2 separate regions of the Homo sapiens genome follow, and region 1 is linked to region 2. The links are chromatin contacts, found by Hi-C or POLR2A ChIA-PET in ENCODE. All regions are on one chromosome and are shown on one strand. Each heading gives the region's core, a stretch centred on a gene start or an enhancer-like site at or near the end of the contact. The rest is flanking DNA. Distances are from core to core; before and after follow the strand shown. Region 1 overlaps SLC1A2 (solute carrier family 1 member 2). Region 2 overlaps LOC105376626 (a long non-coding RNA gene).

Region 1 (4,301 bases), core at 800-3,299, 260 kb after region 2:
TGGGATTATAGGCATGAGCCACCACGCCCAGCCAGGGTTGAATTCTTTTAAAGATTATGCACACTTGCATAAGTGGCAAAAGAAAAATACAGGGGAGGAAACAGCATTCTCAACATAAGTAGCTCTAGAGAAGGGGAAGCAGAAGCTTCTAACTTTTACTTTGTGTACTTCTATACTTTCTAAAATTTTCATAATCTGCATGTATTACTTCCACAATTTAAAAAACTACCCAAGCTCCAGATTCATCTCTTGGAGATTCTGATTGTGTAGGGTATTTGTATTTTTTTAAAAGTGCCATTGGTGGTTTAGCTTTACTGCCACGTTTGAGAACCACTGTGTATTCTAGAAGGTTGTGGGCAAGGCTAATAAAAATATGCCCATGGACAACTCAAAGACACATTTCCCAGCCTCATGCACAAAAAGGAAAGGAAGAGATAGATATAAGGAGAGAGAGAGAGAGAGAGAGGGAGGGAGAGAGAGAGAGAGAGAGAGAGAGGCGGGGGGGGGGGGTGGGGGAGAAAGGAGGACAATCCCACAGCAAAAATATATTAAGTGAGCTGGAAAAAAAGGGATGTTTAAAAAAATTAAAACCAGGAGACTCCAATCCCAAGATCCTGCCCTAAACCACCTCATAGAATCCCTGGGCCTAGACAGAGATAATTATATATTTAGAAAATTTCTACCCAGAGTTGGTCTGTTAAAATACTCTTAAGTTATCGCCTTGATAACTTAGAGGACTGGAGAAGAGAGAACATCTGAACTCTGGGTTACCTGTTGAAAGCAGGCTTGGACAAGGTTTTCAGGGAAGAGATTTCGAATAAGGTCCAGGAAGGCATCCAGGCTGGACACTTCATCATTCTTCTTCCCAGGCCCCAGCTGCTTCTTGAGCTTGGGATTGCCTGGATGGATAGCCAAGACCAGAATGACCCCCAGTACTGCAGCAATGATGGTCGTGGACATGTAATACACCATGGCTCTCGTGCCCAAGCGGCCACTAGCCTTAGCATCCAGGCCTGACAACCCTGGATTGAAAAGAAATGCAGAAGGATTAATTCTATTACGTTTGTGCTAATGACCTGTGTCTACATTTCTATGACGTTAGCTTCATATTACTCAAATGTGTTAATGGTTGATTAAATCTCCTACTGTAGTCTTCCCTCAATATCCATGAGAGGGTTGGTTCTGGGACTCCCAACAGATACCAAAATCTGAGAGTGCCCAAGTTTCTTCTGTAAAATGGTGTAGTATTTGTATATAACCTATGCACATCCTCCTGTCTACTTTAAACCACCTCTAAATTATTTACAATACCTAATACAATGTAAATGCTATGTACATAACTGTTATACTATATTTTTAACTTGCATTATTTTGTATTTTTTATTAGTTTTTTTTCTCAAATATTTTCAATCTGCACATGTGGGACTCACAGATATGCAGGGCCGACTGTATTGAATATTTGATCAATCCCATAGTTTATCATTCTATTATCCAGGGAGATTTTCAAGATTTTACAGAACTGGGAGAGTTGGAGATCCTCCTGTTTAGAGTTTACAAATGGTCTGTAACAAATTTTTTGTCAGTCTGCAATAATGAGTTAAAATAAAGTTGAAGACATCCCATTTTTAATTCTGAGATTATTCCTTTCCACTTTTTATTTTTTTTGGTCTTAACATCTCCTTTGTTTTATGAAGCGATGCTGCTGGTACATGCTAGTTTTTAACTTGTTTATTTATTTATGTTTTAATGTCCTCACTTGGAAGACTAAAAAGCTAGTAGTTCTGTGCCACACTCAAAATGTCTTTTGAATATATTACTGGTAACTGACATGGAGAGTCTGAGAATAACGATTTTGCCCAGTCCTCTCATTTCTCTGAGGTGAAGCATGAAGATCCACATTCCCAGCCTCATGCAGGGATTAGGGAACACCCCGTGAAGCACCCTGCCAATGGTGGGCACTTCATCTATACCTAGGGAGGTTAGAGGAAATTCCAAGCAAATTCACAAAAACTCCAGCCCCACTGGGTTTTTTTCCAGTTGTTTCTTGAATGTGTTCACTTCCTGGTTTCAGTTCCTGCTTTTACCAGAAAGAGAGATTGAACCCCTTTTTGGGTGTTAGTCCTTTTTGCTATGGGGGAAGAAGTTAGTGATGTGAGCTGCTCTAAATTAAGCTGACCTACGTGTGACCTACTTCTCTTTACAACCTAGTCTAATTCTAGCCGACGGGAGCTAGGTTTCCCCACCAAGTTGGCCAACGTATGACCTGTTAACAGGTGCAGAGAACATTTTCTCTGGTTTATAGAGGAGCACTGATGGTAAATGCACCCTTTCACTCAATCTAGCGCTGAATGATAAGGTCCCACTTAGCCCCTAAGTGCCTGATCCTGAGTTCCAGCATTTCAGGTACTGGGGTCACTGGTCAACCAGCTGAAGCCTCAACCCAGCTCAGCCCCTGAATCTCCTGGAGTTACCAGAGCCTCACTCACTTCTTTCATGAGGTGGCCAGTCCAGGGGAACAACTTCTCCAGATCACTTAGCTGGCTGGTACCCAAATATGGACCAAAGCTCAGCTTCCTGCCCTTAACTCAGAGTTTAGTCTCCAAAGGGCATCAATTTATACCCTGTTTGAGCAATATTATTTGGTAAGGAGGAAAATACCAGTATAAGCCCACAGAGGAAGAACAAATTCTTTCAAATAAAGTAATTAATTATTTTAGTCAAAGATAATTGATGCTGGGACTCAGGATATACACCTGTTAACAAATCATACATTGGCCAACTTGGTGGTAGTGAAAAATAAGTGAACATGATGCCACATATTAGGAGTAACTTTGTTCTGAAAAACTCAGAGGGCTTTCATACCTAGCATTTCATTTATTTTTAATGCCAATCTCCCTCAATTCCCAATTAAAATAGTAGATAATTTCCTTTTCCATCTATTACCTTTATCAGTATCTGAACAAAATATAATTTAGAAAGGGGAGAAAAGTAGACATTAAAAATTAAGGCCAGGTGCAGTGGCTCATGCCTGTAAACCCAGCACTTTGGGAGGCTGAGGCGGGTGGATCATGAGGTCAGGAGTTCGAGACCAGCTTGGCCAATATGGTGAAACCCTGTCTCTACTAAAAATACAAAAATTAGCCAGGCATGATGGCACATGCCTGTAGTCCCAGCTACTCAGGAGGCTGAGGCAGGAGAATCGCTTGAACCCACGAGGCACAGGTTGCAGTGAGCTGAGATTGCACCACCGCACTCCAGCATGGGCAACAGAGGGAGACTCCATCTCAAAAAAAAAAAAAATTTAAAACCACTAGAGGTATCATCACTTGTAACATGTGGCTGTGTTTCCTTTTCTTTTCTTTTTTTTTTTTTCTTTTTTTTGCTGGAGAGAAAGACAAATAGACTGACTAATCGATGGCAAGCTTTTATTTCTTTAGGGTTGATTATCCTCATTTCAGAGACGGGAAAACCAAAGCTCTGAAATGAAATGACATAGACGATCACATTCACTCAACCAAATTGAGATTCTACAGTTAATTAAAAGCCAGGGCAGGAGTATGACCCATGTTAGCCAGGCACTAGTGAGGTAGTCTTACCTGTGATTAAGCTGGAGATGATTAGAGGGAGAATGAGCATTTTTAGCATCCTCATGAGTATATCCCCTGGGAAGGCTATTAACATAACCACATCAGGGTGGATGGGAGATGCCAAGCGAAGAAGCCCTCCACACACTGCTCCCAGGATGACACCTAAAAGGAAGGGGAAAACAATATGAATTTATTTTTTGCCTTCGTCAAATGACTTACTCTAGACACTTATTTCAGCAACATTGACCTTTCTCATGCTTCTGCAGTATTAAATGATGAACAATGTGTAACAAAAACAACATTAGATAAGTGAAGCTGATTTTGATGACTAGCAAGAGAACTTTCTATACCTCCAACTATTCTTAAAAAGTCAGCACCCAAAGAGTCAAGGAGAACTCAAGGCTTTATGAAAGTGCACACTGGCAACTTGACTCCAACTTATTTGAGGCTATTTGTCTACTTGGAGCCAGAAATTGTTTATAGAAATAAACTATAAGGGGCTGGGCACAGTGGCTTGTGCCTATAATCCCAGCACTTTGGGAGGCCGAGGCGAGTGGGTCACCTGAGGTCAGGAGTTCGAGACCAGCCTGGCCAAAATAGTGAAACACCATCTCTACTAAAAATACAAAAATTTAGCTGGGTGTGGTGGCGGAAACCTGTAATCCCAGCTACTTGGGAGACTGAGGCAGGAGAATTGCTTGAACCCAGGAGGCA
Region 2 (4,148 bases), core at 232-2,731:
AGGAATTATTTAGAGTATCTGATAGAAGAAAGTTTTAAGCAGCAAAGCATTCAAAAGGTGACTTGGGTGCTATTAAAAGCATTCCATTTTAAAAGGTAAACAGAGCATAAAAGTTCAGAAAATTTGCAACCTGATGATGCAGTAGAAAAAAAAATCCTATTTTTGAGGAGAAATTCAAGTTGGCTGCAGAAATTGGCATAAGTAGCAAGGAGCCTAATGTTTATCCCTACCGCCATGGGGAAATGTCTCCAGGCCATGTCAGAGACCTTCCCGGCAGCCCTTCTCATCACAGGCCTGGAGGCCAGGAGGAAAAAGTGGTTTTGTAGCCTGGACCCAGGTTCTCTGTGCTGTGTGCAGCCTAGGGACTTGGTTCCCTTGTGACCCAGCTGCTGCAGCCATGGCTAAAAGGGGCAACATAGAGCTTGGGCTGTGGCTTCAGAGAGTGGAACCCCCAAGCCTTGACAGCTTACCCATGGTGTTGAGCCTGTGGGTGCACAGAAGTGAAGAACTGAGCTTTGGGAACCTCTGCCTAGATTTCAGAGGATGTATGGAAATGCCTGGATGCCCAGGCAAAAGTTTGCTGCAGGGGTGGGGCCCTCATGGAGAGCCTCTGCTAGGGCAGTGAAGAAGGGAAATGTGGGGTGGCACCCCCACACAGAGCCTACTGGGGCACTGCCTCATGGAGCTGTAGAAGAGGGACACTGTCCTCCAGACCCCAGAATGGTACATCCACTGACAGCTTGCACCGTGAGCCTGGAAAAGCCACAGACACTCAATGCCAGTCTGTGAAAGCAGCTGGGAGGGAAGGTGTACCCTGCAAAGCCACAGGGGAAGATCTGCCCAAGACAACGGGAACCTACCTTTTGCATCAGCGTGACCTGGATGTGAGATCTGGAGCCAAAGGAGATCATTTTGGAGCTTTAAAATCTGACTGCCCTACTGGATTTTGGACATACATGGGGCCTGTAACCTCTTTGTTTTGGCCAATTTCTCCCACTTGGAATGGCTGTATTTACCCAATACCTGTACCCCTGTTGTACCTAGGAAGTAACTACCTTGCTTTTGATTTTACAGGCTCATAGGTGGAAGGGACTTGCCTTGTCTCAGATGAGACTTTAGACTGTGGACTTTTGGGTTAATGCTGAAATGAGTTAAGACTTTGGGGGACTGTTGGGAAGGCATGATTGGTTTTGAAATGTGAGGACATGAGATTTGGAGGGGCCAGGGGTGGAATGATATGCTTTGGCTGTGTCCCTGCCAAAATCTCAACTTGAATTATATCTCTCAGAATTCCCACGTGTTGTAGGAGGGACCCAGGGGGAGATAATTGAATCATGGGGGCCCATCTTTCCCATGCTATTCTCATGATAGTGAATAAGTCTCAGGAGATCTGATGGGTTTATCAGGGGTTTCCACTTTTGCTTCTTCCTCATTTTCTCTTGCTGCTGCCATGTAAGAAGTGCCTTTCACCTTCCGCCACGATTCTCAGGCCTCCCCAGCCATGTGGAACTGTAAGTCTAATTAAGCCTCTTTTTCTTCCCAGTCTCTGGTATGCTTTTATCAGCAGCATGAAAACGAATTAATGCACTTGGTAACATGCCAATTACTTGACCAAGGGAAGGTGAGGCACCTTGCTTTAAAAGTGAATGCCAAAGAGAATAGCAGCTCCTCAGTGAAATAATGAAGCTGTGTTAGCTGATGGGAGAAAAGGTTGCTGAGGAGACCACAGGAACAGATGTCTGCAGAAGTGTTTCTGTTTCTTGTCATCAGCCTCATTGCTGTAATGGCTCCCCAAGGCTGCCAGAGTTTACATTTATTTAAATAGAATCAACATGTTTCTGTTTCATAGCATCTTTGGTAAAATTATACTATGTAAAATGAGGATTACAGTCTTCTCACCAAAAGTAAGATCTCTGCCTTGTCTTTCTGGCCCATCTGGAGAAAAGGAGCTTGCGCTCCGCCGAAGAGCTTTGGTTGCCTCACCTTTCTTTCTCTTTAAAAGCTCCGTTCTGGGGATCATAGGGGTTTGGGCCCCAAGGTCTCTGGTTAGCAAGCCTAGTGCTTCCTTAGACAGTAAACTAAAAATAAGTGTCCTCAGCACCGTTTATGATGGCCATGACAGTTGGGCCATCACTTTACCACAAAGATACTTGTCATTTGGGGGTTTGGAAAAGGGAAACACTTAAGTGCTAGTTTATCAGCCAAAAGAAGCTGCAACAAAAAAACACAACACTCTTCCTACCCACAGACTTCTGGTCTGAGTATCAACTTACAGGGGAAAGTTTAGCCTGTTATAATTTAAAGGCACAGAGGTGTTTCTTTATTTACACATTTGCGGGGGGAAGGATGGATGATGTGAGCCCACAGCAGCTGCCTTCTAGAAGCTCTCAGGGAGACTTTAAAGGAGAACAAAAGTGTATTTTAAAAGGTGTTGGAACATTTACAAAATACAGAGGATCAAAGAAGGAAAGCTTGCAATGATGTATAGTATTAATATTTTGGTGTACTTCCAAACCTGGGTTTAGATAAAGAGGAAGAACTTAGGGGTCGACAGCATTGTGCCATGGATCAAGAGGTTCCCGTCTTGTTTCCAAGCTTGCCCTCCTGTATCACATTTGGAAAAGATGCCTGAACGATAGTAAATGTGCAATCAATGCAGCTACTGTGAAGACATGTTTTAATGAGTTTCATTCATAGAATTCCTTCATTCATTTAATATTACAACATCAAGGCTTTCCCCATGTTTTAAAATTTCTTTGCCCCTATTATTTTAATAGCTTTATAATATTTCATCAAATGGCTGTTCTATAGCTAATTGAACTAGGTCCCCAGCATTGGACAGGGAATATTATAAATAATGCTGTGATGGGTATTTTTGCGCGTAAATCAGGGCATCGTTTGTCAAAGAAGGGTCCAGCCTCAAACCCTGTTGGGTGTGAGGCCATGGTGCTGTCAATTTTAACTCTGTTAAAAGGCAGTTCTTCATTAGTCAAAGTCTAATGATCTAGGTCATGGGTTATTCTAACCCAATTTGTCTTCACCCTGTTTTTTTTTTTTCATGTCTTCAGAAGTCATTTCCTTTTTTGTCAGCAAGGAGACTGGAAATTGAAAAGATAAACTTTATTTTAGATATTTGTTGCTAAGTCAGAAAAAACTTGATGAGGATCTGCAAGAGCTGGGGCAAAACCTGTTTAGGAAAATCAATCAGACAGGTCTGAACACTGCTTTTAAAAATATAGTTTAAGTGTTCTTGTATTTTTTAAAATACATCTTATACTACTATTGTAAAACATGCCTCCATTATGCACATAGTACTTGTCTATGTGACAATCATACCAATAACATTTATTTTTAAGGCAGGAAGGAGGATTTAGAAGCCTAAACTGTTTCTCCTTAAAATATATCTAAGCTGCCTCTCTTAGAAGCCCTGGGGGCCCAGATATTGATGTGATTTCTCTTCCCTGCTCCATTTATCTAATCACCTAGGCATGTATTTTTAGAATATTCACTATAACGACGGTCAAAACAAAAACAAAAGCTGACATTAATTGAGTACTTACTGTATGCCAGGTGCTAGTCTAAGACTTTGAAAGGGTGGATTTGATACGTTGAATCTTAATAGAGGGAGGACATCTACTTCAGGTTCAGTGGACCTTTTTGAAGAGGTGACAGCCATGGGAAGAGGGTCAGCGGATAACTCTGGCATGGGCAAAGGGTCCAAAGTGCAGAAGAGTGTGACCCATTCTGTTGTGGCTGGGGATTAGTGACAGCATGGGAAAGTGACATCAAATCCAGCTGGAAAACTCTTAAAAACAAAGGGACAACATCCAATGCACATCTTAAGAAAAGCATACACATCTTATGAAGATAAATTGTAGGGTGGACGAGGCGTGAAGAGGAAGGCACTGTTGATGTAGTTTGGGCAATGGATGATGAGGCTTGGACTCGGGTCTGCTGGTGGGGATGCACAGAAATAGATGGGCTCATAATGTACTTTGGAGATAGCATTGACATAACTTGATGATAAACTGCAAAAACAGAAGACAGGGTAAGGGAGAAGGAAAGGCCAAGTCTTGAGTTTTTTATTTGGGCCCCTAGGCTAGTGGTAGAGCCATGGTCTAAAATGAAAAAATCTGGGGGAGTAACTG

Evidence for each region. A loop is a pair of places that touch in the nucleus more often than their neighbours do. ChIA-PET counts read pairs that join two places held with the same protein, here RNA polymerase II (POLR2A). Pooled maps may share reads with other maps.
Region 1: a loop to region 2 is called in a pooled map, with 2.4 times the contacts of the local background. The contact joins two enhancer-like sites. A Hi-C loop is called at or near these places in 1 of 168 maps with a recorded cell type or tissue (dorsolateral prefrontal cortex), 1 of 37 single-sample maps with no recorded cell type and 5 of 50 pooled maps. POLR2A ChIA-PET finds 5 or more read pairs at or near these places in 1 of 52 experiments (activated T-cell).

The regions. Positions count from the first base shown.
Region 1 is chr11:35,311,427-35,315,727 of GRCh38, forward strand. It overlaps SLC1A2 (solute carrier family 1 member 2), which reads right to left. Exons shown (of 11, transcript NM_004171.4): 3 at 3,597-3,749; 4 at 772-1,022. Among named protein-coding and RNA genes, the nearest start is that of SLC1A2-AS1, 32 kb to the left of the region's middle. Within about 2 kb of position 2,050, at least 3 of the 41 ENCODE cell types and tissues checked have a DNase peak (open chromatin) inside an H3K27ac peak, as active enhancers do.
Region 2 is chr11:35,048,615-35,052,762 of GRCh38, forward strand. All of the region lies in intron 2 of LOC105376626 (a long non-coding RNA gene), which reads right to left. Among named protein-coding and RNA genes, the nearest start is that of CD44-DT, 87 kb to the right of the region's middle. Within about 2 kb of position 1,482, at least 6 of the 41 ENCODE cell types and tissues checked have a DNase peak (open chromatin) inside an H3K27ac peak, as active enhancers do.